Linked DNA regions of Homo sapiens: regions 2, 3, 4, 5 and 6 are each linked to region 1. Evidence: chromatin loops called from intact Hi-C (ENCODE). Cell type or tissue: GM12878. All regions are shown on one strand. Each heading gives the region's core, and the rest is flanking DNA. Links, peaks and the distances in the headings are about the cores only.

Region 1 (4,919 bases), core at 630-4,629:
GGATTAAAATGACTGGTACAAGTGAAAACTTTCACATCCTGTTCGCATAGTAAGTGGCAATATGTATCAAGTGTTTTTTAAAGCATGTTTTCTAACTCAATAAATTTCATCTAGGAGTCTGGCTTAAAGAAATAATCCAGGATGCAGACGATGGTTTATTTGCAATATGTTTATTTAAGCATTAGTTATGATAGTGGAAAACTGGAAATAACCTAAATCAACACTAACAGGAAATGGCTGAATAAATTCTAATAGATCAAAACAGTGGAATTTAATGCAGTCATTTTAAAATGTGGGTTTAAAGCAAATTTTTCTATCTGGGATATTTTTTGTGATATAATGTTAAGAGAAAACCCACAATATGTAATGCTAAGTCAAGAATACAGGATGCTTGTCATTTCTAAAAAACATCAAGTGAGTATAACATGCATTTATGTGTGTACATATATTAAGACCAAAAGAAATATTCAATGTCTTCAAGGTGGTGGGATTTTAAAAAATTTTCATTTCTTTCTTTATATTTTTTCTGTATTTTCACAATGAGCAGTCAGGCAGCCAATTGGCCTTGTGTTGAGGTGCTCCAGAGGGCAGAACCAAGACTAGCAGCAGTAGGAAAGTGATTGAAGCTAATATCAGTAAGAAATTTCCAATAAGCAGAGCTTTTCAATGTGGAGCAGACCTCTGGGAGTTTCTTTCTGCCAGCCCAAAATGTTTCCAGCAGAGGCTGGGTGACCACCATCCACAGTGATCCACAGTGGGGAGAGGTCACAAGAACAGTGCATCCCAACCCTGGCTGGGCCACAGCATCACCCGAGGGAGGATAGAATGCAGATTCCTGGGCCATGAACCCTATCTACCTGGATTGAAACTCCAGGGCTGGGGTCTAGGGATATGTATTTGCCTTAAACTTCCCCAAGGAATTCTAAAGCAGCGAGACAAAGTTTCTACACCTGAGAATCCCTAGATTAGAGACTTTCAAGGCAGCTTCCAACTTGGAGATTCAAAGCAATTTTGCAATTCAAAGGTCTAGAGACTATTTGAGTATCTATCTTAAAAAAACGAAGACAACAGTATAGATGCAAAGGGAGGCACGGCTGGGGTTGAAGGATGGAATCATTTGAAGATCAATACTTTTTCATTCATTTATTTATTCAACCACCAATGACCAAGAGCCTGTGCTGTACCAAGTTCTTCATGTAAAGCACTTGGGATATGTTAGGGATCAAAACCGTTTCCTGCCCTCATAATGGTCACATTTAGGTCAGGTTAACATAAAACGTAGATTCTTGGGCCCAGGAATGACTGAATTAGAATCCCTGGAGAGGGACCCAAGAATCCATATTCTATAAATGTTCCCAAGGTGCTGCCTGTATACACTAATGCAATGTTGTTTTTCAAAATATGGGCTTTGACTCATAAGTGGTTTGTTATAGTAATTTAGTGAGTCAAGAAGCTTTTTTAAAAAATTAAAATAACAGAAAAAAGAACAGGAAAAGGAAAGGAAAATTAGAATGCTGACACATGGAAACAGTAACTTGTTTCATAAAGCTTCTGTTTCTGTGCCCTGGGCCACAATGTAAACTGGGTTTCAGATGGAAAACCATTGCTAGAAAATATGATATATAAAATACATCACTGCTCTAGTCCTCTCTAACCCCTGCACGCAACAGTTCTGTTTTAGTCCAAATCTGGAGGTGAGATGCTGGGGCACACTGACCACCTTGAGGAGGGACAGGCTGTTCTGGGAATTTGACTCACTGGGAATATCCCTGCTATAATGCCACTTCCTTTTTCTTTTGGATTGAGCCTAGGGCTGCACTCTTGCACAGATGGTAAAGTCTCCAGCACATGTTGCATCATTTTCTCTGGTAGACATGACAGAGCACTGCACACTATCTGTCCTGGCCTTCGTGGCAGAGTTAGAGCCGCATACAGAAACGAACTCCTGGGACCCATTGCTTCCATTTGCTAGGCTGCTTTTTAGGGGAACAAGAGAGCAGGTCTTATACAACCAATTTTCCAGGCCAAGTCCTGGGTATTTGATTTGGGCCCTTCATATCAGGTCAAAACCATATGCAACCCATACTTGGCAACCAAGATGAAAGATACCAATTGTTTTAAATAAAAATGAAACCGGACGGGGTGAACAAACCCACATAAGACAAGCTGAAAAGTCCTCCCAGGCTCTCTGAGAACCCAAGAGCCTGCTGTGCTGAGCAGACCAGGGATGTTCCTGTGGTTTACTTGTTTGCTGTCACGGAAGTTTTGCTGTCACTAAGAAGAAAAATCCAAAGGCTAATTCAGCATAAATGGTCCCCTTGGCTGCACTGAGGGCAGTCACAGGTGAGTCATAAACAGTGTTGAAAAGTAGAGATCCACCCTAGAGGCCTGAGACATGCTGCTTTTATCTCCAGCTCAGAGCAAGAAAAATGTCTCAGAAGGAACTGAAAATGGAATTACTCAAACTGAAAACTGCTGTCCTCACCAGGAGGATTCCTTTCCTGACCCAAGTCTGGGAAGTGCCACTGGTAAACCCCCAGAAATGAATTTGCTCATCAGTGAAGGACAGAGCTAGATATTCTCAGATGTACCCAGTGACATTTTCGCAGCATTAGAAGCCAAGCCTCCTTCACCTCAAACCAAATCACTGAAATGCTTGATTCTGTGCAGCTGTGGTAGAAATGCCCTGTATCAAAGGCAGGCTCCAGTACCACAAGCCAAAGATAAATAACAGAGGAAATGATCAAGACCATGACCTCTTGATGACCCCCTGGAGCTAAATCTTTGCTAGACCTCAGAATATCAAACAGGCCACCAGCCCGCCAAGAGCAGTTCATGAACAGTGTGGAAGCCACCTCAGCCTGCGAGAGCCTGGCTCTCTAGAAACTTGAGACATCCCAAAGGAATTTCTTGTTTTATCCTCCCAAACAGGGGTTTGTTAATTCTTTCTTCAAGTGAAGAAACCCTTTCCAAATAAACGTACCCAGAAAAGGTATTTTCCATTTACTTGGAAGTTGGGGTTGTATGTATCTCTTGTCCGGTGGTGAACTATTAGTATTTTGAAAAGTGTGTTCTCCCACCAACTAGCAAAAAAAATGAAACAGAAATACAAGGGCCTTCTCCTACTGGAGATTTTGATTATAGATTCAAACAGGCAAACATTATGGAGTGTTTACTATTGGACAAGTATTGAGCTAAGTTCTCAGAGGATCCTGAGTGGAACCAGACTCAAGTTGCTCACAGAGGGAAACAGTGGGCAGCTGAAACTTAGGTTTCTTTCTCAAATCAGTGTCATAGCACCTGAAGGAAACTCTGGGCCACCACTTCGAGTTTAGGAACCCCTGAGGCACAAGACAGCAACTGAGGCTGAAGGGACCCAGTATCTAACAAGCAAGACTTGTCCCCTAAATTGCCTTTGGAGTGCCTGGCCTGAAGACTGAGGCAAGCCAGCTAAATCCTCAGAATAAAAGATGTGGAGAGCAGCCAGGAGACACCACCTGATGCTCAAGGAGAAGGAGATCTTGACTGCACTTGACCGCACTAGGAGTGCAAATAGGTCTAATTTGCGTCTCTTAGCTGCAAGACTCACCGTGGAGTACAAAGGTCGATCAACGGAGATTATAGGTAGAAATAAGTGTCATTGTTTCGTTTACTCCTCTCTCCTCTTGTCAAAGAGGGCCTCAAAGTTTAGAAGACTCATGTTCCCGGCTGGCTTAAAGAAATGACTCTTCTTCTCAGGGCTTTGTCAGAAATATGAAGGGTTTGGTTAGACAAGTGGATTTCAAACTGCACTATAAGCTGGGCGTGGTCACGCACGCCTGGAGTCCCAGCTACTCGGGAGGCTGAGAGAGGAGAACCACTTGAACCCAGGAGGCGGAGGTTATAATGAGACAAGATCTTGCCACTGCACTCCAGCCTGGGCAACAGAGCGAGACTCTGTCTCAAAAAATAATAATAATGATAAAACAAAATAACAAACTGTGCTATAGTCATAGAAGTTATATTCAAATAAAACCTTCTATTGTTGTGTACATAAATCAAGTCCAAAGAAGAGCAGCACTACAAGTTAAAGAAGGAACACATTGTATTCCTCTAAGGCCCCCTCAAAGCAGTGTAAGCCATGGATAAAGGAGACTTCTCAGGCCCCTGTTGCCCAATTCTGAAACCCTTTTTTAAAATGCCCCTCAGACATCCATGACTTCTGTCTTTGGCCTGTTGTGGGGCAGTCACCCAAATAATGGATCAAGACCTTGTAAACCCAGAGCCTCCTGTTTCAGCAGGAGTCAGTTAGGCCAGGCCCTAGTTTGATGATGGGTAAGAATGACGGCTCAGACCTGCCTAATATAGCTGTCACTTTGGTTTTTCTGCCAAAGCATCAAGCAAGCAGTGAAAAAACATGAAATTAGGGAGGGAGGACTAATAAAATAGTTTCATGCATAGGACCTCAGCTTAGTATACTAGCCCTATTTACATATAGACAACCTATTCTCAGGAATCTCATTGTAAATACTCCTTGATTCAGAGAAGTATCAGTTCATATCCACTCCCTGTGAATGCCAAACCAGGGCCCTGTGTATGAAAATATTTTATTCAATCTCATGGTTGTCAAATATGTTTAAAAGTGGCCAAAGAAGTCTGAAAGATTTGATGCACCTGCATTTTGCATTATATTGCTTTCTCCCCAAAGAGGATATGTCTCTTTGAGTTTCACTGATCTTTATTATAGATTCCAGCAATTTTCTGACTCTAGTGAACATTTGTTGATTGTCCCCCTAACATCAGGGCTTAACAGCCTTTCTTTCCAGAGGTTTTATTTGAGTAGGCTTCCTTTCACTACCCTCAGTCCGTGTGGCCTGGGGTGGGGCAAGCCACCATGTGCTGGAGTGGTCAGAACCCCTAAGCCTGAGTTAGTCAGTGCT
Region 2 (4,919 bases), core at 413-4,412, 150 kb after region 1:
TGGCAGCCATGCTTGGCTAGCCAGATGCGTTCGAGTTTTGCTGATGGAGGATCTGACCACTTGGCTCGGATCATGGAATTTTTCAACCTTCTGGTCCCAGCTCTTGGCTAACTATTATGCCCTCGGAAGGCCCTTCCAGCCTGGTCCTTCTCCAAGGGTAAGTGAGCTGATTACTTACATACAACTCCTCTCTTGGACTCTGAGGCTTGGAGGGTGTTGAGCATTTTATCTTGAATCTCTTACTTTATGAAATCCTCTAGGATATATAAAACAGGAAAATGGAAAGGGAGAATGAGTGTTGAAGAAAAATGAAAGAAAGGAGGAGAAAACAAATGTTCTCCCTGACTCTGCTTCACCTCTTCAGGTGAAGGAGGAGGAAGGGTGCTGTCAAAGTTGCACCAGAGCCAGTTCTGAGAGGGAAGCACTTTGGGGAAGTAGCAGCCTGCACAGCTCAGGGGAGCTGCTGACTCCTGGAGGAGGTGGCCCCTGCCAACGCAGACCCAGCCTTAGCTGGACACAGAAAGGGCAGGATCTTTGGCTCCTGTGGTATCAGAAAGAGGTGACAGACACATGCCTGGAGCAGATTAACCTCAGGCAAAATGGAGAGAGAGGCAGAGCTGAAGTGGGATTACAGACCTCCTCTGCTCTGGTCTTTACCTCAGTTTCCTCTTAGCTGTGGGAAAAAAAAAAACAACCCTCGTGTGTAATTTGAACATTTCTATTCATTGGGTGGTGACTAAGGCTCAGCAGCCCTGAGCCTCTTCCAGCCTCAATTGCTGTCTCTCCTCAAGTTCTCTTTCCCTCCCCACCTGCCTCGCGATGCACAGGTTCCTTCCTTTCTCCTTTCTTTCCTCAGTCCTCTTGCTGCTGTCTCCACTTTCTCCTGCCTCAGACTCTTTCATTCAAACCCTTCTTTCCTGTTCACCCTCCTTCCTGCTCCCCCTCCTTCCTGTTCCCCTCTCCTTCTTGTTCCCCCTCCTTCCTGTTTTCCCCTCCTTCCTGCTCCCCCGCCTTCCTGCTTCCCTTTCCTTCTTGTTCCCCCTCCTTCTGCTCCCCCTCGTTCCTGCTTCCCCCTCGTTCCTGCTTCCCTCCTCGCTCCTGCTTCCCCCCTCGTTCCTGCTTCCCCCTCGTTCCTGCTTCCCCCCTCCTTCCTGCTTCCCCCATCCTTCCTGCTTCCCCCTCCTTCCCGCTTCCCCCCTCCTTCCCGCTTCCCCCCTCCTTCCTGCTTCCCCCTCCTTCCTCGCTCCTGTCCCCTTCTCTCTCAGTTCCCCTCCTCCTCTGTCCTTTTGCTGTCCTAGTCTACCTTTCCTGTTCTTGTCCTACCGCTTCAAGATGCCCTGGTGGGGACTTTCTGATTTCTCTGTTTCTGGCTTCTAGAACTTTGAAGGTAATTAAAATCATATTCGTATATGTATCTGTCAAAAGTCCCCAATATTGGTGGGGAAAGAATTAGGCAGGGGAAATGGTGATTCATGTTTAAATAAGTAAAATAAGTATAATAAAACCACTTTATAGTAAATTTTCTAAGATTGCAGACTACTTTTTATATTTCTTGTGGTTTCCATAGAGCCTAGCATTGTGCCTAACACATAAAAAATGCTCAATAAGTATTTGTTGAATGAGTGCCTCAACCAATGAATGTATGAATATGGAAACAAAATGTGGTTTATTTCATTTAAGCACATATAGCCACAGTGTCAATTGAGCCAGAAAGCAGGGATGTATGTCTTTAAAGAATCTTGGAAATCCTTGATGGAATGTACCTATTCACTTATAATTAGCATAAGTATTATTAAAATGTTGCCCTCTTCAATGGGCTAACATTTTCCTTGTTTACATTACTAATTTTCTTGGCAAGCCTTCTTTCACAAATACAGGTCAATCCCAGCTACAAGTTCTGTACACAAAGCCGCTGACTCTGCTGGTGTCCCGTGTTGACACTGGATTACTTTACCCATCTCCTCTGCACCTAACTGGTTCATCTGCAGGATTCATCTAACTCATCCTTTCACAAATGTTTCTCTTATGCTTCTTTGTGCTAATCTTTATGCTGAGTACTTCACATATATCATCTCATTTAATTCATACAACCTCTGAGGAAGGCATATTATTATCCTTACTTTTCAGATGAGGAGCCTGAAGCTAAAATTGATCAAGTATCTTCACCAGTTTTCCCAGTTTGCCTACCACAAAAGTAGTTCCTGGCATGCAGGCCTTGTGGTTTTCAAACGAGGACGGTCCCAGGCAAGCTGTCCCAGTTTGACTGGGACCGGGGAATTTCCCAAGACATGGGACTTTCAGTGCTAAAGCTGGGAATGCCCTAATGCACACTGGAAGAGTTGCTCACCCTACTCTAGTCATGTGCCCAGGGCCATTAGAGTCAGGATTCAAAACTATGTCATCTGATTTCAAGGATCTACTTTTAAATAGCCTGCCCTGCCCAGCCGACCACTAGTCCTACATTTCTAGCTGCTTCAGAGACATCCCACAGTTACCTCACACCCCAAATACCACCCTCTAAAACATCTCTCTTCCCTTTAAGCAAACTGTGCTACTCTGTTAAGTAACATCTAAAGGTATCCTTATAATCACTTCCAAATTTCTCAAATCCTTCCCTCCTTTGCTTTTCCCTTTACTAGCACCCTGGTCCAGGTCTTCAGCGCCTGAATTCCCACAACCAAATTGTTTCTCTGCCTCCAAGTGTCCACCCTGCACATCATCCTCAGATTTATTCCTTAAGAGGGTAGACATGAAAGAGAATTCACAGTCCAGCCTTGTATCTGACATGTTAAAAAGCTAAGGCAAAGAGAATTCAATAGCGCCTCCAAAGCTGCATCAGGGCAGAGCCCAGTATAGCACCCACATCATCCTCACCCACAGGCCCGTGTACTTTCCAAAGCACCTACCCTTGCCTCTCCTGTGTTTCCCTTTGGCCACAGAGCAAGTCCAAATTCTGCATCTGAAAACATTTCAGCCTCCTGGTCCTACCTACAATTCTACCAAGTACCCTCTCTGCTCTGCTAAGTTTGTCTGGCCTTTGCAGCTGCAAACCTCTGGACCACCTCTGCATCTTCTCTTCTGTTTTTGCCCACCTACTTTCCCTCCATCACTGAGGAGGTTTTTAGTGAGCACCTATTATGGACAAAGCCTCTCTCTAGTGAAAACACAGAAGAAGACACAGTCCCCAAAACAAACAGCTTTCACTCTGGCTCAGGTTTCACTTCCTCATGACCCCTCCCCCAACCCCTTTCCTCATAACTTTCCAGAATACACATTTTCGGTACCAAGACTTTTGGCATTTAAGCTATTGAATCCAATTTTTTATCTGTTCCATGTAGGTGGGTCTCAATTTCTTAATAAGACTGTCAGGTCTTGGATATAGTGATACTGGAGAGCCTTTCTTCCTGCTCCCCACAAGACATCTGACCTTGTGATGGGTGTATAATCACTGCTTGACAATTTCTTGTTGAGCTGAATTAAATTGGTCACAACAGATTCTCTACTACAAACCATCCTATGCAACATTTTTTTTCTCTGATTCCAGTGTACATAGCAGTCATTCTGCCAAAGAAAAACTTGACTGCATATTCTTTTCATTGCAGTCTAGAAGGGCAAGAGCTGACATCAAATTGACCCACTTACATTTCTTTTTCCACTACTAGGGAGGAACCCACCTCCTTCCGTGCTCTTCCTCCTCCCCCAGACATCTCAAAGAACCTAATCACCATCTTCTGAATCCTCCCTGTCACCTTCCGCCCCCTCAGCCAAATGCACATACCACCTCAAATACTGAACCGCAACTCAGATTTTTAAAGTTCAAGAATGAAGAAGAAGAACCAATTGACTCATTTTTCCTTGATTCAAAGTGCTGTGGGTTTTCTAAAGCAGCCCCGACACCCCTTATGTGGGCCTATTTCTGCAGCCAGGGCAGACCAAGGGGCTCCTACTTCCCTAGCCAGATTGAACAATGAACCATAAATTACACAGCCTTGATGTGTGACCTTGGGCAAATAAGTCGCTTCACTGCTCTGGGCTTAGGATTCCTCAGCTACAAAGGGAGGCGCTTCTCTGTGGGCTGTCTGAGGACCCCTCCACTGGCACATTCTATGACTCTGATTTCTTTCTCACTCCTAGATTCCCTCCACAGAGCAACCTGCTCCAAGAACAACTCCAGGCCCAGTAAATCTTCCCTTGCCAACACAGCTCTACCGCTGCCAGTGCAAAAGGTGGAAAGATGATTTCTTTTCTTTGTTTTGTTTTGTTTTTAATAAGTTTCATGCTGAGAAAAGCTCATGAAAACTGCTAGTTCACCCAGGATGGAAAGACACCCCCAGTAGAAGGGCAAACAGAGCTCAGGGGCTCTTAGTTGCCCTATGGAGGCAAAGTGACTCTAAAAGCTTTGTCAGTTTGATTTCAGTGGCTCATAGGATTCTTTGAGCCATTTGCCCTCTCAAAATAGACAGTAAGTAGACAATGAGTAGGTCCTCAGAAAAGCCACTCCTAGTTTTGGTATTTTGTGGATTCTTTATTTGGATGACACACAGGGCATCAGTTCCTATTGGCCTTTTCTTGAATAACTTGCTTACAAAGGAGAAGGAAATGCTGCTTAAACCACAATTGCCTTCCATGGAGAGCAGCTCTTCATAAATAAGAAACCCTTTGAATCTGCTGCGTACCTTGATGAGTTTGGATATGCAAAATGGACCCAGAGCAAGATGTGGAAAGAAAGGCAGGGAAGAGTTGAATTGCTCCGCATAACTAAAAAGAAAAATTGGAATTTGTCAGGAGAACCCAGGAAGGATGAGGATGAGAAAAAAGAGAGAAGGCTGGAGAGAAGAACCAGCAATTTGAATGAGGCTGAGGCTCTATGTGGGGTGCAATGGCCAGTGAAAAATCTCAGGGATGGGAAGGCAGAACTT
Region 3 (4,919 bases), core at 841-4,840, 200 kb after region 1:
ATACCTTCCGTATGATGTGAGATCAAAGAGTACCAATTACGGAATCTCTAAATGGAGAGGCAGGCTAAAGACCTTTATGTGCAGCCTCCTACCCAGTGCTTGGAAACCTCTTGTAAACATCACAACCGAATTTGAGCTCTACTAGAAGCACATTTGGACTCAACCTTATAAAAATTTCAAGTCGCTTCATCTGTGTCTGTTTTGTCTTTGTAGCTCACGGCATTGGAAGACATCATAAACATTAATGGAGAGCGGGATGCCAGAATAAGTTGATCCAAATGATGCAGGAATATTTAGCAGCAAGGAGAAAGGAATTCACATTTCTCAGTACCCACTATGTGCCATACTTTGTGATAAGATGGTTTCCCTCCAATATATCCTCATTGTCAGCAATGTCGGGAAACAGGAATCATTTCCCCTTCTACAGGTGATAAAACTGAAGCAAGAAACATACAGGCTAACATCAGCTGAGCTGAGATTTGAACTCCACTCTTTTTGACCCTGGAGCTGATGAATGCTGCTTCTAGAGGTTGAGTATCCCTTATCCGAAATCCTTGGAACCAGGAGATTTTTGGATTTGGGAATATTTGCATATACATAATGAGATATCTTGGAGATGGGACCCAAGTCTAAATACAAAATTATTTTGTTGTATATACACCTTGTACACATAGACTGAAGATAATTTTATACAATATTTTAAATAATTTTGTGCGTGAAACAAAGTTGTGACTATGTCTTGACTGTAAGACATCTTGCATGCAACCCATCATATGAGGTCAGGTGCAGAATTTTCCATTTGTGGTGTCATGTTAGTGCTCAAAAATTTTCGGATTTTGGAGCACTTCAGACTTTCGTTTTCCAGACGGGGGATGCTCAACCTGTCTTAGAACCTGTGGTCTCCCATCATGCCTCCCTTCCCCATTCCCTTGCTCCACTGGGGTCTGAGGTGGGAAAGCAAAAGGAGTTGCAGGTAACCCTCACTTTTCACACCAGGCAATCTCTCCCCACAATCTGTCACATTCCTGAAGAACAAGGAAGCAGAGCACTCCACTGAAGAAATTCTGTTAAAATCTATCCCCAACGTATAAGCATCCATCTTTGTCCCAGTCTGGGTCTAACATGAACAAAGTGCTTAAACAATTCAGTAGAGGAGAAAGGGAACTTGGAGCAGCTCTGTCACCCTGAAGTGACACTGCCATGCTGCATTTCCTGTCTGTAATATCTCTTCAGAGCAATTGTTTTCTTCTGTGAGGACACTTCAGAGATTCACAGAGACAGATGCTCTTGTGACTGACCATAGCAAGTATCAAAAGGCCTGGGTGGAATTACGAAGCATTTCTCGTGCACTGCGTATTGGGAAGTGCTTCACAGCTGTGTGGCAGATGTGAGTGGACAGAGGGGCAAGGGAACTGCCCCAAAGGAGGTGGCAGAGGAAGCAACAAGCCAGGGATTGGCTGGCCGGTCCCAGCACAGCAACTGCAGCAGCAGCTTGCTAAGTTTCACAGGTGAAGCCAAAGGCTGGGGGGAATGGAAAACAAATATCACTCCATTAAATTAAGGTCTGAGGAAAACATGATGAGGAAAGTCAATAGTGAATCAAAACATTGAAAAGCCACTAACTTTGACTTTCCATGTGCGTGTGCAAGTTCACGTGTGCATGTGTGTCTGCATGTCCAAGTTCTACACTGATTCAAGAAATAATTATAGAGGGCCTGCCATAGGATGGTGAGCAAAACAGTCTTGGCCTCTGTCCTGATGGAGCATGCAGTATCACAGACTCTATATGTTCTATTTCTAGGCCTTGTATTTTGAGGATATATGCCAGTGGAATGAGAATGGCTCTGTGACCTTGTTTAAGTCCCACCACTGTCTCAGGCAGGGTTTTCCAAAGTGTAGTCCTTATACTATTATGTGGTGAAGATGCTTAATTGTTTTGTAATTATTTAATGTGCGTAGGTATCACATCAAACCCAGTATTTTCAAGGATTTTTATAGCTTAAGACAAGGCTTGTTATAGGCAAGGTGGATCAATTCAAAAAATATATGCTAACAAAATAATAGTGGAGGTGGTACAAAGAAACAGCAAAGGTAGTGAGATGGCTTCACTGGTGTTTGTGAATCACCAAGATAATGCACGTGGAAATAAAAATCAGTGTGGTCCATAGAAATACAAGGGGTTCTAATTACCCCTCAGTGAGCACTTGCTCTCTCACTCACCCCAGCAATGACATATTAAGCAAAGCACTGCCCTGACTGCATATGCTCTTGCCGACAACTTGGCCAGCATTCAGAAGACACTAAGTGTGCTCTGGGAACTTCAGAAGGCACTAACATTCCATGGAGAACTTCACAAAGAGTGAGACCTAGTCCCTGGCCTAAAGAGAGTATAATTTAGTAGGAAAGAGAAGACAAACACACAAATAACTGTAAAATGGGATAAGCCCCAAAGTGGAGGTACAAAGTCCCATAGAAGAGGCTCAATGATAAGTCACGCCTGCCGGGTAAGGTCAAGAAAGACTTCATGGAGATTTGAGATGGCATCTGAGATAAGCCAGGAAAGACGGTAGAATTTCAACAACCAAAAAAGTGGGGAGAGGGATGGGAGGCATTCCAGAGAAGGAGAAATGCTTGAGCAATGGTACAGAGACCAGGAAGTTATATGAGGGCAGAAAGTCCCTGCTGTCTATTTAGCTGGGATATAGAATGCAAGTCAGTTAGATGATTAGGTGGGGTTATAACATAACTAGCCTTAAATAGTGGACTGAGAATTTTCCACTTAATTTAATGCAAATGGCAGGGGAGGGGGCAGGCAATGGAGAGCTGAAAACAGGACTGGAGATGCGCTGGAGGGAAGTAACCCTGGAAATGGGTGAAGTACGGGTTACTGTCACCCCAGCTCTGGTTCTTGTTATTCCCTAGGAGAAGCATAATAGAAGTGTGAATTTAGGGTAGCCAAATGATGACTTTGCAGAGGGAATCTTTAGGACTTGTGACTTGATTAAAAGCAGGGAGATGGATAGGGAACGTCCAAGGATAACTAGATAACTAGAGCTCTCCTGTTCCTCTGACTCATGTGTGCTGAAACTGTAGAGTCAAACAAACACTTGTAAGTGGCGTGATGTAAATCCCTTAGGGGCCCATGCCTGCCTCAAGAGAAGAACGTGTGGTCAGGAAAAACGACCGGGGGAAGTGAAAACGACACAAGACCCAGAGGATAACCCTTATTTTATTCACACATGCAAATTTAGGCACAGCAAAAAGCAAAACGAAGTATACCAAATGTCAAGGGTTAATTATTAATCATTTCTATATTAAATTATGAGTTTTTCAGTAAGACACTTTTTGATAAGAAACTTGAATTACGTTCATAACCATCAAAATAAAGAAAATAAAAGAGACAGATTTTCTTTGGTGGTGGGAGAACATTAAGTATTGTGGAAGCCTGAAAAATGGTCCCCAAAAGAATCTGGTCCTAATCCTTAGAACTTGTGAGTATTATCTTACTTGGAAAAAGGGTTGTTTTAAGATAAGGATCTTGAGTTGGGAAGATTGTCCTGAGTTATTCAGGTAGGCTGTAAATGCCATCACAGGCAACCTTTTTACATGGATATTTGACACAGAGTGGAGGAGACACCCATAGGAGAAGGCTATGTGAAGACATAGCATCGAGACACTTGAAGATATTGGCCTTCAAATGGCACAGCCACAAGCAAAGGAATGCCAGCAGCCACCAGGAAAAAGCAAAGAATGGATTCTCACCTAAAGTCTCCAGAGGGACTGTAGAGTATCCTGCCAACACCTTGATTTTGACTCTGTGAAACTGATGTCAGGCTTCTGGCCTCCAGAACTGTGAGAGAAGAAATTTCTGTTGTTTTAAACCTTCGAATTTGTGGTAATGTGTTAGAGCAGCCACAGGAAACTCATATTCTAAACTAGCAACTATGAAATGAGAATTTCTAGTGTTCAGCTAAGATACCACCGCAGAAGCAGCTGGATAATATCAGATGAGCCGAAAACTTCTCTTACCCCATTTCCTTATCCATAAAATTAGCAAATAATACCTGTCTTGCAGAGTTAATTTTAAAGTTATACAAGTAAATACACTTTGAAAGTGACAAGTACTAGAAAAATGTAGGGAATTATCCTACAAGTCTGGGTATCCCCACCACCCAAGGCACATGAATGATGCACAATAAAATATACAATTGGTTAGAAATAGAACAAAGTGTTGAAAGTGCTTCAAAGCTCGAAATGTAGGGCATGAGGAATGAAGGAAATTCAGTTCAGGAATAAAATATTTATTCAGCATCACTAATAAGCCAGGCACTCTGCCAGAACCCAAAGGTATAAAGAGGAACAAATGATAATTCCTGCCCTGTGGATGGCTTATAGTCTAGGGTAGCATTTTTACAGTGTGTTCACAGACCACTAAGCTCTCAAATTTCTATTTAAAGATGCCAAAGGACCCAAGATCAAGTGCTATATTCTAATATCTACCCTCTCCATTTCCTACCCCCTCCCACAACCACACTTTCTGTAGACTCACAATGTGTTAGTTAATTTAAGGCATTGAGTCCTGTTGTTAATAAGCTGACTTGCCCTTAATTATCACAGGCTTTTCCAAATTTCCTTGACATGCACTAACCATTTAACCTTGGGGAAAAGAATGGAATAACATTCTTGCCTGCCTGTTGTAGCTGTCATCATATTTAAATGTAATAAAACATGGAAAGTGTTTAATAATTATGGTGCTCTAGGCAAAATAGCAGTCCTTCAAAAATGCCCATGCCCTAATCTCCAGAACCTGTGAATATGTTACCTGACATTGTAAAGCAACCTTGTAGGTGTGATTAAAGTTACAAGCTCTGAGAAGAGAAAATTACTCTGGATTATCTGGGTGGGCCCAGCTTAATCAT
Region 4 (4,919 bases), core at 473-4,472, 180 kb after region 1:
CAGGACAGAGCCTAGCACAGAGGAGTGCTCAATAAATACCTGTGACTACATCAGTGAATGCATAAACAAAATAAAATTGAATTTTCAGATGATTTGCCTGGCTGGACGTATTGGAGGAAAGAGTTGAGGATGGCAGCCCAGGTAGGAGGTTACTACAATAGTCTAAGCCTGGGTGATAAAGAACAAAACCAGGAAGTTCATGATCAACGTGAGAAATGTGTTGAAAGAAGAATTTTAAGACGTTAAAGATTGGCTGCATAGTGGAAGGAAGGCAAATTCCAAGGTGCTTTGGGCTCAGGGCCTGTGTAATTGGCTAACTGAGACAGCAGTGAGGACAATATTATCAAGAGCAAGTGTGAGAGTGAGGAAAAGAAGGTATAACAAGTCCAGCTTTGAGCACTTGAGGTGATGGGAAAGCAGCCACGTGCAACTGTCCCGTCCTCATATGAAAAAAAGGGTCTAGGAGCAAACCAAGATAACTGGAGGGTCCTCTTGAAGGAGACATTGTGATTCCCCAGCCTCAAAAGCATTTGTCTTATACTTGTTTTTCTTAGACAGCATTCTAAAACTATGTTAAGCTCTACATATAGTATTTTTTGAAAAATTGAGATTCAGAAAACAACCTCCAAGACTCTAAGTCTGGTATCATGCTGCTATTATGTGTGGAAACTTTCCTGAGGGCTAGTGTAAGAGTCCCAAATGCAGCTGCATCAGAATCACTTGGGTGTGGAGCCCTGGGATCTGTATTTCTAGCCTGCTCTTCAAGTCATCTGATGCTCACAGGAGTTTAAGAATGGCTGGCATGGAGAAAGGGAAGCCTCTCGATATCCCATACACACTGCCTTTTGACTCACTCCTACAAGAGTTCACCTAGGGTAACTGGTTAAACATAAGAACTCTGGAGCAAGATTGCTAGGGTTCAAATCCTGGCTCTTACTCTAGCTGCTTGTGCTTGAGTATGCTATTTAATTTCCAAGTCATTTAATGGACTGTCTAATATTTCCTGATCTAAACCAGGAAAATAAAGATGGTACTCCCACATGCGTTCCTATGAGGATTTTTTGTGTTAACACATACGAAGAACAGTTTCCAAGTTGGGCACTATGGACATTTGCATGGTGTGAGTGTTTGTTGTGGAGAGCTGTCCTGAGCATTGCAGGATGTTTAGCGGCATCCCCGGCCTCTACCCACTAGAAATCTGCAGCACCCTCCCTCCCAATCATGAGAATCAAAAATGTCTCCAGATATTGCCCAATGTCCTCTGGGGGCAAAATCACCCCCTAGTTGAGAACCACTGGCACAGGACAGTGCCTGGCCTTTGGTAAGCACTGGCTGAGTGTTAGCTACAGTCTCTCCTGAGCATTTGTTAGAAGGAATGCTGAATACTTTATGTTCATTGGCTCATGAATTCTCCCAACAACCCAGTAAGGTAGGTATTCTTGTCTCCATCTCTATAAATAAAGAAACTGAGGTTCAGAGTGGCAAATACCTTGCCTAAAGTCACCCGGCTAGCAAATCGTGGGGAAGACCTCCAATCAAGGTCAGCCTGATCCTCAGTCCCCAGCTCGCACAGCACTGCTGGCACAGTGCCAGATAATCATGCTCTCCTCTCACCAAGCAGTTGTCAGGGCTGTTGCCCTTGTCACACTTTTCTCCATGGGCAAGAGAGAAATCACAGTCACAGCACCCCTGTAGCCTACCGTCATGGGAATGTACCATCCTCCTACCTTGAATCCTGAAAGTCTGCAATCTAAGGTTTCACTCTATATCGGGGATAAGCTTCAGTTCACAAAACTAACACATGCTCATCTCACTACCTGGGTTAGGGCCCTCCTATGTATGTCCATCTGGCATGGGTGGATCACCCTGAGTAGTCTTCTCTGTGCTCCTGCGAGCACCCTCTCCTGGGACTGCACCCCATGCCTCTGTTTCTACACCACAAACACAGGACAAGTCACAGAGAGGTGTGCAAGAAATGGACTATTTGTTGAAGGAGTAAATAAATGACCTCTCTGTCCCTCAGGTTTTCTGAGATGTAGGCAGAGGGTCAGCCTCACTCTTGTGTTCTGTGAGATGATGGAAAGTATTACAGGCTTCAGGGACTGATCCACCTGGCTTTTCTAAACCCAAGCAGCACATACGTGATGAAGATGGAGCACCTGAGTCCTCCAAGCAGGCATTTCAGCTGAGGTTATTGGAAGAATGCCTTGCCACGCTTGTGCTAAAAAATCAGGGAGCAACCTGAATCAATAGCAAATTCCTAAAGATGTCTTCCCCTTCTAGTGAACTACATTTCAATCTATTTCATCATTTATGAGTTAACAGCTCTGGCTTCGGTATCAGTACACTGACCCATCACTCATTAGCTATATGATTTTGGAGCCACATGTCTGCTCGCTGAGCTCCAATTCCCTCATCTGTAAAATGGGGATCAGAATAACTACATCACAGGGTGGTTCTGAAGTTTAAGTGCATCAAGATACATAAAATACTTAAAACAGTGCCTGGCATACAATGAGCACTGTTATTAATATTTGTTGTATTGTTTTTTATAATATGAAAAAAATCACTTAATTGTCACAGATGTTAAAACAGAAGTTTTGCAGAGGCACATTCCAGAAGAAGGGCTAGATAAAATGCACAGAATAAGAGTTCAATAGGCTGTAGTGGTTGTTATTCACTATCTGGACCACACTGCTATCATAAGAACATGCTAGGTATGTGCTTCACGAGATGCAAAGATAATCCACAAAGGGCAGTTGGACTGTGCAGACACAGGGAAGAAGGGAGAAGGAGGTGATTTCAGACCCAGATTTCACAAAGAGCTGAGACAGCCAGCTATAGAAAGGTGTGAGTTGCGACTCGTGACCCAATACTTCCTGCCACAATACTGAGAACTCGTTTTCAACATGTTCTGTGGGCCCAGCCACAAGGGTGTTCCCTTCCACCTCCAAGCATGACTCTGATGATGCTGCCTGGGGCTAAAACAGGTAGTTGGTGAATTCTTCCTTTCAGTTCCAGTCTCCTGAAAACTCAGGTACCAAAAGTCATGCACAGTGCATCCCCTCAGAAGCTGTGAAATAGAAACTTTCAAAAGATAAGCTCATGTTTAACCACACAACCTGTGTCATTTCATAATTCTAAGCTTTCATAACCTGCATTTCCTGGGTAGCTGGCATTATGAAAGTGCCATGTAATATGCTCAACAAAGTCATAAGGAGGAATATGCAAGGTTCTTAGGTGAATTGAATCACTCTTCAAAGACTACACAAAGCTTAATTTGGAAAGATTGCAGGAGTTGCCTTCACTTCCTTGAATTCTCACTTTAATCTCCACCTCCTACCACCTTGCCATCTATCTCTTCCCAGGCCTGATTTCACCCACCTGGCTTGGAGGTCCCTCTCCTATTTCCTAGAGCTGATTTCTCCATGAGGATACTTGGTCTCACTCATATCTTCACTGCCTGGAAAAGGAGCTTGAGTCTCCTGTTTTCTAAAAAGAAACAAGAAAAAAATACTACCCAGAAAACTTCCTCAACCCTACCGTCCCCTCAAGTGTCTCCTATTTCTCATCTTTTATTACCTCCCAGTGGGTTCACAAATGCTGACTATAAACTGGCTTCATCTAAGTCATCTGCAAAAACTCAGTTTCCTAGGCCTGTCAACTAAAGATTTGACTCATAAGGTCTGATGTGAGGTCTAGGAATTTGTAATTTTTAAAAACCCTCCAGGTGATTACAGTGTTCAAGCCAAGTTCAAAAAACCACTGGTCTATGTGTCCTCTATTTATTTCATTACCATTCACTCCAAACACCTGCTAAACTGATGCGCTCACTACTGAAATTGCTTTCTCAAGAGCCACCAAAGACTTCTAGTTGCGGTGTTCAGTGGCTTATTCTCAGTGCTCCTTCTCAGCTTCTCAGTGGCAATCCAGAAGGCAACAGTGCTCCACTTTGGCTCTCTCTCCTCCCTTTTCTGTTGGGAACCTTTTAACCCTACTACGACCACGCAAGCCAGTACGCCACATCTGCTGTGTCCACTTCCTCCTTCCACCCCCTGACGCGTGTGCACAAGCAAGATTCAGACAGTGGTTTTCTGCTGCTCCATCTTTGGAGATCTCATCCAGTCATATCATTTTACTGGGCCTTGAAACTGACTTCCAAATATGTCTCTCCAGTCACTGTGCATGACATTTGGTACCTGAGTTTTCAGGAGACTGGAACTACCAAATATGTCTTGATTTCCCTCCTGGACTAGACTCCCTTCATACATGCATTCTCATCCTTCAATTTAGCAACTCCCAAAGTCATTTCCCCCAAAACTAATGACTCTTCCAGAAATCCCCACTTCAGCTAATGACAATCATTTTGCCAATAATCTATCTTTACAAGTTTAAAATGTCTCCTGCCTTTCCTCTCTTTTCCTACTTTTTTGTGCTTTTTGATTCTTCCTTTGCAATATTTACCAGTATTACTTCTTGCACATCTCCTTTCCACCTCTAGAGCCTCTACCTGAACTGTCTTGTCTGCCTGACATTTTCTAACTCTCATCTCCACTTCTCTAAACCCTGGACTTCCTTTAAGTCCCACACCAAATTCTCCCTCTTTCATGAAGCTTTGATCTCATGTCCACTTTAGCACATAGTCATGTCTTCTTCTGCTGACCACCATGAATGTTTAACTTCTGTTCTATTCATGTAGCACTCACCACTTGCTGCCTGAAAATACTATTTCTCTATTTCTCTCACATTCTCTCCCTGCCACTGGATTATGAGTCTTTTCTTGAGGGCAAGGACTCTGTCTAATAACTTCTTAAGACCCCACATTGTAGCACTATTCTTATGTTTAATAAATATTGCTGGTCATAAAACAGAAGCCTTTTTTTGACAACTCAATACCCATAATAAGCCTAATTATTTGC
Region 5 (4,919 bases), core at 456-4,455, 160 kb after region 1:
ACCAACTTACTTACTATTCTGGTCCTAACTTAACCTTTTCAGCTTCCTCTCCTGATTCTCCCATACATACACCTATGTTCCATCCAAATCTACCATTCCCTAACAACTGTCTTTACTTTTCCTCCTCTGTAACTGTTCATGCTCTTCCTTCTTCTTGGATAATGGACATTATTTTCATCCCAAATAAGGACAACCAAAAACTGAGAAGACAGAAGAAATTTTTTATTGATGTATAATTTCACATACCATAAAATCCACCTGTAGTTTTTAGTATATTCACAAGTTTGAGCAGCCATCACCATTATCTAATTCCAGAATATTTTCATCACCCCAAAAAGAAGCTCTGTACCCATTAGCTATTGTTCCCAACTCCTCTCCTCCCCCAGCTCCTGACAACCACTAATCTACTTTTTGTCTCTATGGATTTACCTATTCTAGATATTTAATTTAAATGGGATTATATAATATGTTGCCATTTATGTCTGGCTTTTTTCACTTAGCATGATATTTTCAAGGCTCACCCATGTTGTAGCATGTATCAGTACTTCATTCCTCTTTATGGCTAAATAATATTCCATATGTGTTGATATGCCACATTTTATTTATTCATTCATCAATTAGTGGACATTTAGGTTGTTTCTATTTCTGGTTATTATGAATGATGCTGCTATAAATATTTGCATATAATTATTTGTGTAAACATGTGTTTTCAATTATCTTGGTTATATACCTAAAAACAAAATTTCTGGGTCATAGGTAACTCTATATTTAACTTTTTGAAAAACTGCCAAATTGTTTTTCTAAAGTAGCTGTACCATTTTTACCTCTCTACCTGCAATGTAAGAGGATTTCAGTTTCTCTACATCCTTGCCAACACATGATATTATCTGATGATGATGATGATCATGATGACAATTGCCATTCTAGTGAATGTGAAGTAGTATCTCATTGTGGTTTTCATTTGTATTTTTCTGATGGCTAATGATGTTGAGCATATTTTCATGTGCTTATTGGCCTGTTTTATATTTTGTTTGGATACATGTTTATTCAAATCCTTTGCCTATTTTTAACTGTATTTTTTTATTGTTGAATTGTAAAAGTTCTTTACATATTCTAGATTCTTATCAGACATATAATTTATAAATATTTTCTACCATTCTATGGGTTGTCTGTTTGCTTTCTTGATAGTGTCCCTGAAACACAAAAGTTGAATTTTTGATGACGTTCAGTTTATTCTTTGGTTGCTTGGGCTTCAGGTGCCATATCTAAGAAATCATTGGCCAAACTAAGGTCACAAAAATTATGTCTTTGAGGATGTTGCCTTCTAAGAGTTTTATAGTTTTAGCTATTACAGTTAGGTCTTTGACCAATTTTATGTTAACTTTTGTATTTAGTGAGAGTCAGAGGGTCCAGATGGATACTTTTGCATGTGGATATCCACTTATCTCACCACACTTGTGGAAAGATTATTCTTTCCCCATTGAATATCTTGGAAAGAAGAAACATTTTTAAGACAATCTTGACCAAACAGTCTGGCCCTGATTAAAAAAAATAATAATAAAACAGCCACCACAGTCTGAGGTATGACAGTCAAGACTGCAGAGATTGGCTGGAATATTTTGTTCCTACCTACGATGTGAAAATTCCATGAGAAGCATCTCAGCCCACCTCTCCTATATATATATTAGTAGGTTTTAACCTTGTTTAGAGTAACTTATCCAATGAGATTGTGGGCTTTTTAATATACATAGTAATATTCTGCTTAAAATGTTAAAAAGTTCACAGACACCCTCAAACAAAAATCCTATCCACAGATCTTTGGTTAAGAATCCCTGCTCTACTCTCCTTCCCACAGAGTTCTACCATTGCCAAGGCTGAAGCGACACCCCTCAGTGCAGCTGACTCACTTTGTGTTCTATTTATTTGTTTGTGTGTAGCCCTGATCTCTCCTTTAAGCTCCACAGTGCCACCTAACTCCTAGATATGTGTACCTTGTGCCCAGGCATCTCCAGCTCAACACATTCAGCTCATCATCTTCCCTCCCCCCACCCAGCTCATACCCCCACTTCCCTTTTTCTGGTCACAGTGCTGTTCTTCCCATCACGCAGGCTCAAATCTCAAAGTCATCTTCACTTCTTCTTCCTCTCACCACCCCTCCCCCAACAGCTAATTCAGTCTCCAGGTTTATATAGTTGTTCCTTTAGCCTAACCACCTGTCAGTACCCTGCCTAGTCCAAGCTCCTATTCTGAGGCCTGGGCTGATGCAACAGATGTCTCTGGCCTTGCTCATTTCTTGCCTTTGGGTTCTATACTTTCTAATTTATTTGAGTGCCAGACTTAACAGGTGAAAGGATAGTTCTGAGCATTTCCCTCTCTGGCTCAGAAAATCTTAATGGCTTGTCGTGGTCCTCTAAATGCAGTGCAAACCCAACTGGTCAGAAGTCCAAGAGCTTCCATTCTCTGACTGCAGCCAACCACCTGGCTTCATCTCCCGACTCTCCCCAGACTCCATGTCCCAGCCAGTAGTGGCACCAGTGACATTATTTGCACCATCATGCCACTTACCTTCACTCACTGCCCTGCCACCATTCTTGGCAAGCTAACCCTGCTGTGCCTTCAAGCCCAGCCCACTGTGATTGCCTCTATGAGGACTTTCCTGATTGCTGCAGGAGGACTCACTCATCTCTCATAGTAATTTACTTATTTTTATGTGACTTTTGCCATTATTGTGCATCTGACACCTCTCTTAGCACACAGCAAAATGCCTTGAGCAAAATGCTTCCTTAATGAATATTGGTCACATTCAGCAGTGATTCTCATAAGGGAATGTGAATCAGAATCACTTGGGGAACTTTTCAAAATACCCCACTTTGGGACCCAGACCTCAATATTTGAAAAGTTTCCACTGATGATTCTGATGTGCATCACTAATTTGACTACTTGTCAAATTAACAAATGATGGTAAAAAATATACTGAACATCTACTATGGGCCAGGCACTGCATATGCATTATCTCATTTAATCCTCACAGAAACTCTGGGGTGGGGTGGGGGAGGTGGTATTATTATTTGTCCATTCTTCAGATGACGAAACTTGCGCTTAAAGAAACTAAATGCTTTGCCTTAGGTGGGTCATGTATAAATAAATGAAGTAAGTGAAATGAAGGTCTCTAAAGGTCACTTACAATCTATTTGAGAAATTTAACAGTAATTTCCCAAGAAAATCTATGTTCAGATTTAATAATTTTGAGCTGGTTTCTCATTTTCTTAGCTTTGTGACCTTAGACAAATTACTTGCCCTATCTGAGCATGTTTCCTCTTCTGCGGAATGAGCATTATACCTACTATTATTGTAAGGTAGAAGGAAGGATTCAGTGAGTTACAATATGTAAAGTACTAAGTGCCTACACACAGTAAACGCTCAATAGGTTAAGCTATAACTATCATTATAACTATTTTTATTCCAAAATATGCACCAACCCAAGGTATTTCTTCTTAGCTGCAGTCAGCAATGGGGGCTGAGGGTCAGGAGGACTTAAGTAGGTCACTCGCAAGGCTGACTCTCAGTGTTCAGAGCCGGTCTTATAGGTGGGGCAGAATTAATAAATAGATTTTTACTGAGGATTTCTAGGTGTCAGGCATTGGATAAAGAGGTGAATAGAGATAGGGTCCCTACCCTCAGAGAGATTACAATTTTTTGATACTGAGACAAGGGCCACTCCACCCATGGGGGAGTTTGCCCATTGGCTTGGAGGCCTGTAGGTTCTTGGGGAACCACCTGTGTCAAGACTGTTTCCCTCTGAACTTAGGAGTGTCCCATTTCCACTGCGTAACATTCCCCTCCAAGACAGCAAGGGCAGCAAGAAACACAGAGAGACTTTGGGGTTTCATTACTTCTACCACTGCCTGGAATCTCGTAGCTTTCAAACTTCCCTTTGACATTAACCAAACATGGTCTAGTTCTGCTTTCTCTCCTTCCTAAATGCACTCTAGGGTGGGGAAAGGGGGTGATCTTAAATGACTGCAATGTGTTCTTCTGCAGCAAGAACACAGGCATATGAAATATTTCAGTTATTGCAGCCTGCATTGGACTACAAGTGTTATTTTAACTCTTGAAATTGCACAGCGTTTTTTGGATTAGCAGTGTTCTTTCACATACACCCAGTGAGGTAGACATTATTACTCTCTGTATAGAAATTAAGAAACTGAGTCTCAAAGAGTTTTTGTAACTTACCCAATGCCACAGCTAATGAACCTATTTGACATGAAACTTTTGGGGAGGTTCTTTTAAAGGGAAAAGAGTGTGGGTGGAGGTTGAAAAGGGAATCTTTTGCCTCCCCTCTTTTTCCCATTTCTTGCCTAAAATTCAGACATTATGGCTATCGTGCAAGCAGCACCATATTGTGACTTTAAACTTGAAAGCAATGCAAAAAGCATGGCAAACCTCCCTTTTTGAAAAACGAATGAAGGCTAGGCCGCTGATGCCTTCTTGCAACACCAGACCAGCCCTGAACAGAGTACATTTGGCTTTTTTTTTTTAATGTGTTTAAGATACTATAGGTGAGCCTCTATTTCTAGTAGCTATAAGCACTTCTTAGCTGCTACACAGGATAATCTACAATTGCATAAAACTGTTAACAATCACCAATAGGGACATGATTTAGCAAATAATGTCACATCATTATTAACTGTCCCTGAGAGCCACTCATTCTCCATTTCTAAGAGGGACCTATATTATCCCCTCCTACATAAACCATTAAAGGAATAATTATTAAAAAAGTAGATGCACATTCTCAGGTCCATGATATACCTAATGGAATACGCTCTATGATTAAAATAATGAAAAAAGTCTGTATGAGAAGGAAAACAATAAAATCTAATATATAAAAATAAAACAGAAATTTAAGCTGGCAGAGTCAT
Region 6 (4,919 bases), core at 348-4,347, 210 kb after region 1:
TTCCTCTCTCCCCCTTCCTGATGGTGCTCCAGCCATACTGGCCACCTTGCTGTTCCTGAGGCACACCAGGCAGCTTCCAGCCTCAGGACATTTGCACTTGCTGTTTTCTCTGCTTAGAGCCCTCTTCCCCCATATCCACATAGCTTGCTCCCTCAACTCCTTTAGATCTTCATTCGGCTATTACCTTCTTCCTGAGGCCTTCCCTAACAACCCTATGAAAATTGCAATACCTGCCAGCCAAACATTCCCCATCCTCCCTTCACTTTAATTTCCGCCATAGTAATTTCATCTTCTCACATGCTGCATATTTAACTGTTTTGTTTACTTTCTTTCCTCCATTGGAATATAAGCTCTATCAGGGCTTTTCATGAAGGACATGCAAGTAGATGCTTGATAAATATTTGTTGGATAAATAAATCAGTGCATATACCAATCTGAAGTCACAAAATCAATATGAGCATCACCTTCCACTAAAGACATATCCTTTCAGTTATCGATGAAAAATGAAGTTGAAAACACAATAATCAGCCTGTCATTGAACAATGCAGCTGCAGCTAAGATCAAGTTCTTGACTGACTTTGCCGAGCCCAACCAATTCAAAGGAAGAATAAAAACATGGTCAAGGGACCCAAGACCCAGCTCTTATCCCCTACTCAGAGAAAACCCAGAGAGAACCAGCCTTCTGATGTCTTGTCCTTCCTGGTTTTGACCAACCTCTAAAAACCATAAGAACAGTTTGTCTCAGTATTTCAGTACTTCCGCTTCCAGGCCCAGGAAAGAGCAGGAAGTGCAGGGGCGTGTGAAAATCAAGAAAAAAGAAGAATTAAACCCGCTACACATGAAGCGCTCAAAGACTTCCTCTGTAACCTGTTGCAGCACACGAGTTTCAATGTGCTTTCACTGAGAGCCCAGGGGGACTGTGCTGTCCCCAGAATTTCGCACCATGCCCCACACTCTCAATGAACACTTGTTGCCTAAAAAAAAAAAATTAAATTTTAAGACCTTCAGTTTCTCTATTTGTATAAAGTGATTATAAAACCTACCTTATGGAGCTGTCTGATGATCACATATGAAATCGCATATGTTAAGTGCTTATGCAGCGTCTGGCACATGATCAGCATTAATTTTATGTGAACTGCCATTTTGATGGCAGTGGTGGCGATCTGATGGTGGAGGAGGTTTAGTTAGCGCTGGGTAGATTGTAACATATACCTATCCTTAATGATTTGTTCAACCTGGAATTTTGGACGGAGCCTGGGCCTGAGGAGTTGAACCTTAGAGTGATCCATTTCTCTTGGAAAAGTCCTGTTCAGTTTGAGCAAGAAACTCTGGAAAGGGGAAGGATGTATTTTAATCCCAGCTACCAGGGTGACAGGCAGCAGAACTGAAACAGCATGACTAAGCACAGACCATCTCCTTTCATTACATGGGGGGCTGAGGTCTTTCCTCTCTACTGCCAGGGACTGGAGAAAGGAAAGATACCCAGTTTAATTGCATCTGATAAACGGATAGTAAAGTCCAAGAGTAGACAATTGGAATATTTCCCCAGCCTTTTTCCTGTTAGGTTCTCAAAGCTAGAAAAAAAATGCTGAATGTCTTTTCCCTAACTTCATATCGCCATATGAAGCCCAGCTAAGTTTCCCTTGAAGTTCACTAGCCCATTTCCTCTGTAGGTCTACAGGGGCCACCTGCCAATGTGCAGGGATTAAATGAAGAAATAAAGACCTAAGGCCTTTCTAGAAGCTAAAAACCCTAGGACTCCCTAAACACTTTGGAGTTGCAGCTCCCATTGGTTAAGAGGTATGGATCGCATAGTTTCAAGCTGAGCCATGCTTTTCGGAATACTCTGCTTTTTCTCATCTTTTTCCACTATAGTAATACTATAAATGAGATCTCTTCCAGAAATAAAGGCAGAAAGCCCCAAGCTCGATGCTAAAGATGTTTGTGACAGAGTTCTGCAAGAATAGGATATTTGCAGTCTCGTCTGCGATAATCATTTCAGAAGTGGCTGCTGATACTGGTAGGTATGCAGTCAGCAATTGTGGTGGAAACGGGGAATGTCTGCTCAAAGAGACAGAATGTGCAATGACTCAAATGATTTCCAGCAATTGTCAATACTATTTGATGTTAGTCATTTATGCTACCTTTTTCTTATTTATAGATTCCTAGCTTTAAATTAACCTCCCTGATATATGGAAGTAATTTGGTCAGTAATAAGTTCCTTTGTTTTGGGTTTTTTGTTGTTTTTTTTTTTTAGGACTATGTGGCAGAGGAGACTCCTGACTTTCACTTCTCTAAATAACCAACAACTCCTCACTGTCCCTGTGTAAAGCTATCATGGCTGTGGGGAAGGAGAGACACTTCAAGGACAGCTCAGAGCAAAGTACCAGTTTAAAATCTTCTCACGAGAAGAGCAGCATCCTTCACTCATTTGTCCTTTCACTGAGGGTGCACTACATGTACTCACTGTGCTAGATATTGGGAATACAGGGCTGAGTGAGACATGGGCAGACTCCCTGAGAGGTAACACTCAGACTACATCTCAAAGGATAACTAGATATCCGCCAATCAAGATGGAGCAGCAGGCCAGGTATACAGGCTCAGCATCACTTTGGGCGTTGCTTTATCTTAAAAAGCTGCCTGAACCACTTAAAGGGACCCACTGCTGCCTTCAAAAGAGTACAGTGATATGCATCTTCCTGAGGTCTTTCTAAGCCACTTCTGGAGCTAGATATATGTTTCTCAGATGTCTCTGAAACAAGGTTTCCAGGCAACTACATCTGAGGCCATTGGTGCTGCAATATGACTGAAAGGAAAGAGGGTGTGTACTTCAACAGCCTTGCTGTAAGCAAGGTGGCTTCATCCCCTCCCCCCACCTGAAATTGAGAAACACAGAAGTGACCACAGTCCTAGGCCACTGTGTGCAAAAATGGGAAATGTCACTCATCAGGTCCTCTCCCACGTTTAACCAGAATCATCAGCCTATAGATTCGGGAACTGAGTGGCTTGACCATTTTGCACGTAAGCCATATGCAATTGGTCCAAAGGAGACCAGTGAGCAACAATTCAATTTAGAGTTCACTGAACTCTCTGGTTTGGGAAGGAAATTGCTAGTAATCAATTGCAGCAAGCATACAGGCTCAGGGCCAGGAAGAGAAAAATCACTTTAATGGGCAAAGCAGATGTTGCTAAATTCATTGCAAAAGTGAGATGGGCACAGAGCCAGGCCTTGCATGAGAGATGCTGATCTGTTCTCCTGAATGAACAAAACAGAGACATTTCAAAAAGGGGGGTTTCTATGAAAGAAGCCAGAGGTCTGTGTCCCTGTTAGAGTAAATAAAAGAAAATGCACCCAGGTGTTCAGGTCCCCCATACCACCACAGGACTTAAAGTTGTTAACATCTTACGAGGATTTTTAAACAAATCCAGAATACTAGCAAAAACTGCCTGGGGAGTCTTCATTCGGTTCTAAGGAGAGTATGTGGTAGAGTAGAGAGAACACGGGCTTTGGCATCAGATCTGTTTCTTCCATGAATTAGTTGCTTCCACCACCAAGAAGTTGTATGACTTGGGCAAAGTTCTTAACACCTCTCAGTCTCAGTTTCCTCCACTGTAAAATGGGCCTAATGTCATTTACCTTATTAGAGCAGTTGTGAGGACTAGTGATAATGTCTGTAAAGTATGGTAGAGAAATGCACTTAAGCAATAACATGTTTTCAGAACCATGAAAAGACTAGTGACACTAGGATGTGGGGAGAATTGGTTAATGACAGGGCAGGGTGGGGTGGGATGGGGAGAATTTCTGGCCCAATATTGACCAGCTTTGGCACGTGCTCTTGGTGAAGGATTACTTCACAGGTCACATGTTTCTTTGCATGCTTAGGCTGATAAAACATCTCTCAAGAATATAAGAGCTCAGCAAGTGTAGGAGCATAGCCCAAGAAAGGTCACTGTGTGTACTTAGAACATTTTCATGGAGTAGCTTCAAATGCAAGCCTCCTAAAAGAGAGTTGATTCTGATTCCCCAAATCTGAAATGTTCTTTACTTACCTAATTCCCACTCATCCTTCAAGGCCCAACCAGAGTCCCTCCTCTGAGAATCATCCCAAATTCCTCTGGAGCTCACCATCTCTACCTACTCACATATTGCCCAGTTTATATCAGCTGCCTTCAATCCTTCCTGGAACAAGACATTAATCCCATTCAGTAAAAACTTTAAATGCTACTTACTCAATTCTTTGGCCTGTCATAGTAAAGTGTCATACACTGATCATCACCTGAATCATGTGGTTCTACCCCAAATACTTAGCAACTTCCTAGAGTTTAGATATTGAACTTGCACTAATTAAAATCTCTAAATCAGAAGGCAGAGAGAGCTGAGGGCTCTGACACTTGACTAGTTGTGTGAGCTTGGGCCAAGTTTCATGGCCTTCTCAAGCCTTAGTTCTCTCATCTGTATACTGGAGATAATAATAGCACCTTCCTCCTAGGACTTGTGTGAGACTTTCGTGAGCTCGGTCCTGCAAAGTGCTCAGCACTACATTGTTAGCTGAGTAGTAACAGTCACTTTCCTGAAAGCTTCTTCACCCAGAGGGGCTAGCCCATGCCTGTGCACAAAGAATGTCAAATTACATTCACACCCCCTGAGATTTCCAAGCTACAGGCCATTTTCACAGTGGCCACTCTCCAGAAAGCTAAGTCCTGCTGAAAGTATGTTTCCAAGTTGCCATCACCTTTAGAATATTTCTGATAAGCAAGCAAAACTGCCTGTGGCCTTTGGCAGTGAATTTCTGGGGGCTGGTAAGAGGAGGATGTTTACCAGAGCACAAAGGCCAGGTCATAAGCAGAGAATATTTTGGCCCAGACAGATCCCAGAGAAGGCATTTTTGCCAAGCACAGACTCCATTCTCAGGTCCTGA

What was found. A loop is a pair of places that touch in the nucleus more often than their neighbours do. Peaks named below come from ENCODE experiments on the same cell type or tissue, not always from the same donor. Only the 100,000 strongest peaks of a DNase experiment are listed, where the experiment ranks them.
Region 2: a loop joins it to region 1, with 5 times the contacts of the local background. A loop is called at or near these places in 2 of 110 quality-filtered maps.
Region 3: a loop joins it to region 1, with 5 times the contacts of the local background. A loop is called at or near these places in 2 of 110 quality-filtered maps.
Region 4: a loop joins it to region 1, with 7 times the contacts of the local background. A loop is called at or near these places in 3 of 110 quality-filtered maps.
Region 5: it touches region 1 in a loop (5-fold over the local background); 4 of 110 quality-filtered maps call a loop at or near these places.
Region 6: it touches region 1 in a loop (6-fold over the local background); 2 of 110 quality-filtered maps call a loop at or near these places.

What each region holds. Positions count from the first base shown.
Region 1 is chr10:88,268,890-88,273,808 of GRCh38, reverse strand. The region is part of intron 1 of LOC101929727 (a long non-coding RNA gene); the gene reads right to left. It also overlaps a transcript of RNLS not described here. Among named protein-coding and RNA genes, the nearest start is that of RNLS, 310 kb to the left of the region's middle. RefSeq lists an enhancer at 2,159-2,208. In GM12878, for the core only: no CTCF peak of the experiment used is centred there; a DNase peak (open chromatin) is centred at 2,418; H3K4me3 peaks cover 441 bases; H3K27ac peaks cover 2,933 bases.
Region 2 is chr10:88,116,321-88,121,239 of GRCh38, reverse strand. LOC105378416 (a long non-coding RNA gene) reads right to left here and starts at 927. Exons shown (of 3, transcript XR_946178.3): 1 at 810-927; 2 at 179-256. In GM12878, for the core only: a CTCF peak has its summit at 2,840; DNase peaks (open chromatin) are centred at 2,818 and 3,747; H3K4me3 peaks cover 950 bases; H3K27ac peaks cover 2,342 bases.
Region 3 is chr10:88,068,486-88,073,404 of GRCh38, reverse strand. It overlaps LOC105378415 (a long non-coding RNA gene), which reads left to right. Exons shown (of 6, transcript XR_007062225.1): 6 at 214-675. Among named protein-coding and RNA genes, the nearest start is that of PTEN, 210 kb to the right of the region's middle. In GM12878, for the core only: no CTCF peak of the experiment used is centred there; a DNase peak (open chromatin) is centred at 3,114; H3K4me3 peaks cover 677 bases; H3K27ac peaks cover 3,012 bases.
Region 4 is chr10:88,089,844-88,094,762 of GRCh38, reverse strand. The region is part of intron 1 of LOC105378415 (a long non-coding RNA gene); the gene reads left to right. Among named protein-coding and RNA genes, the nearest start is that of PTEN, 230 kb to the right of the region's middle. RefSeq lists an enhancer at 2,919-2,968. In GM12878, for the core only: a CTCF peak has its summit at 2,931; a DNase peak (open chromatin) is centred at 3,002; H3K4me3 peaks cover 239 bases; H3K27ac peaks cover 2,950 bases.
Region 5 is chr10:88,105,560-88,110,478 of GRCh38, reverse strand. No RefSeq gene overlaps it. Among named protein-coding and RNA genes, the nearest start is that of PTEN, 240 kb to the right of the region's middle. In GM12878, for the core only: a CTCF peak has its summit at 1,974; a DNase peak (open chromatin) is centred at 2,118; H3K27ac peaks cover 3,206 bases.
Region 6 is chr10:88,062,978-88,067,896 of GRCh38, reverse strand. No RefSeq gene overlaps it. Among named protein-coding and RNA genes, the nearest start is that of PTEN, 200 kb to the right of the region's middle. In GM12878, for the core only: no CTCF peak of the experiment used is centred there; DNase peaks (open chromatin) are centred at 2,054 and 2,836; H3K4me3 peaks cover 1,033 bases; H3K27ac peaks cover 4,000 bases.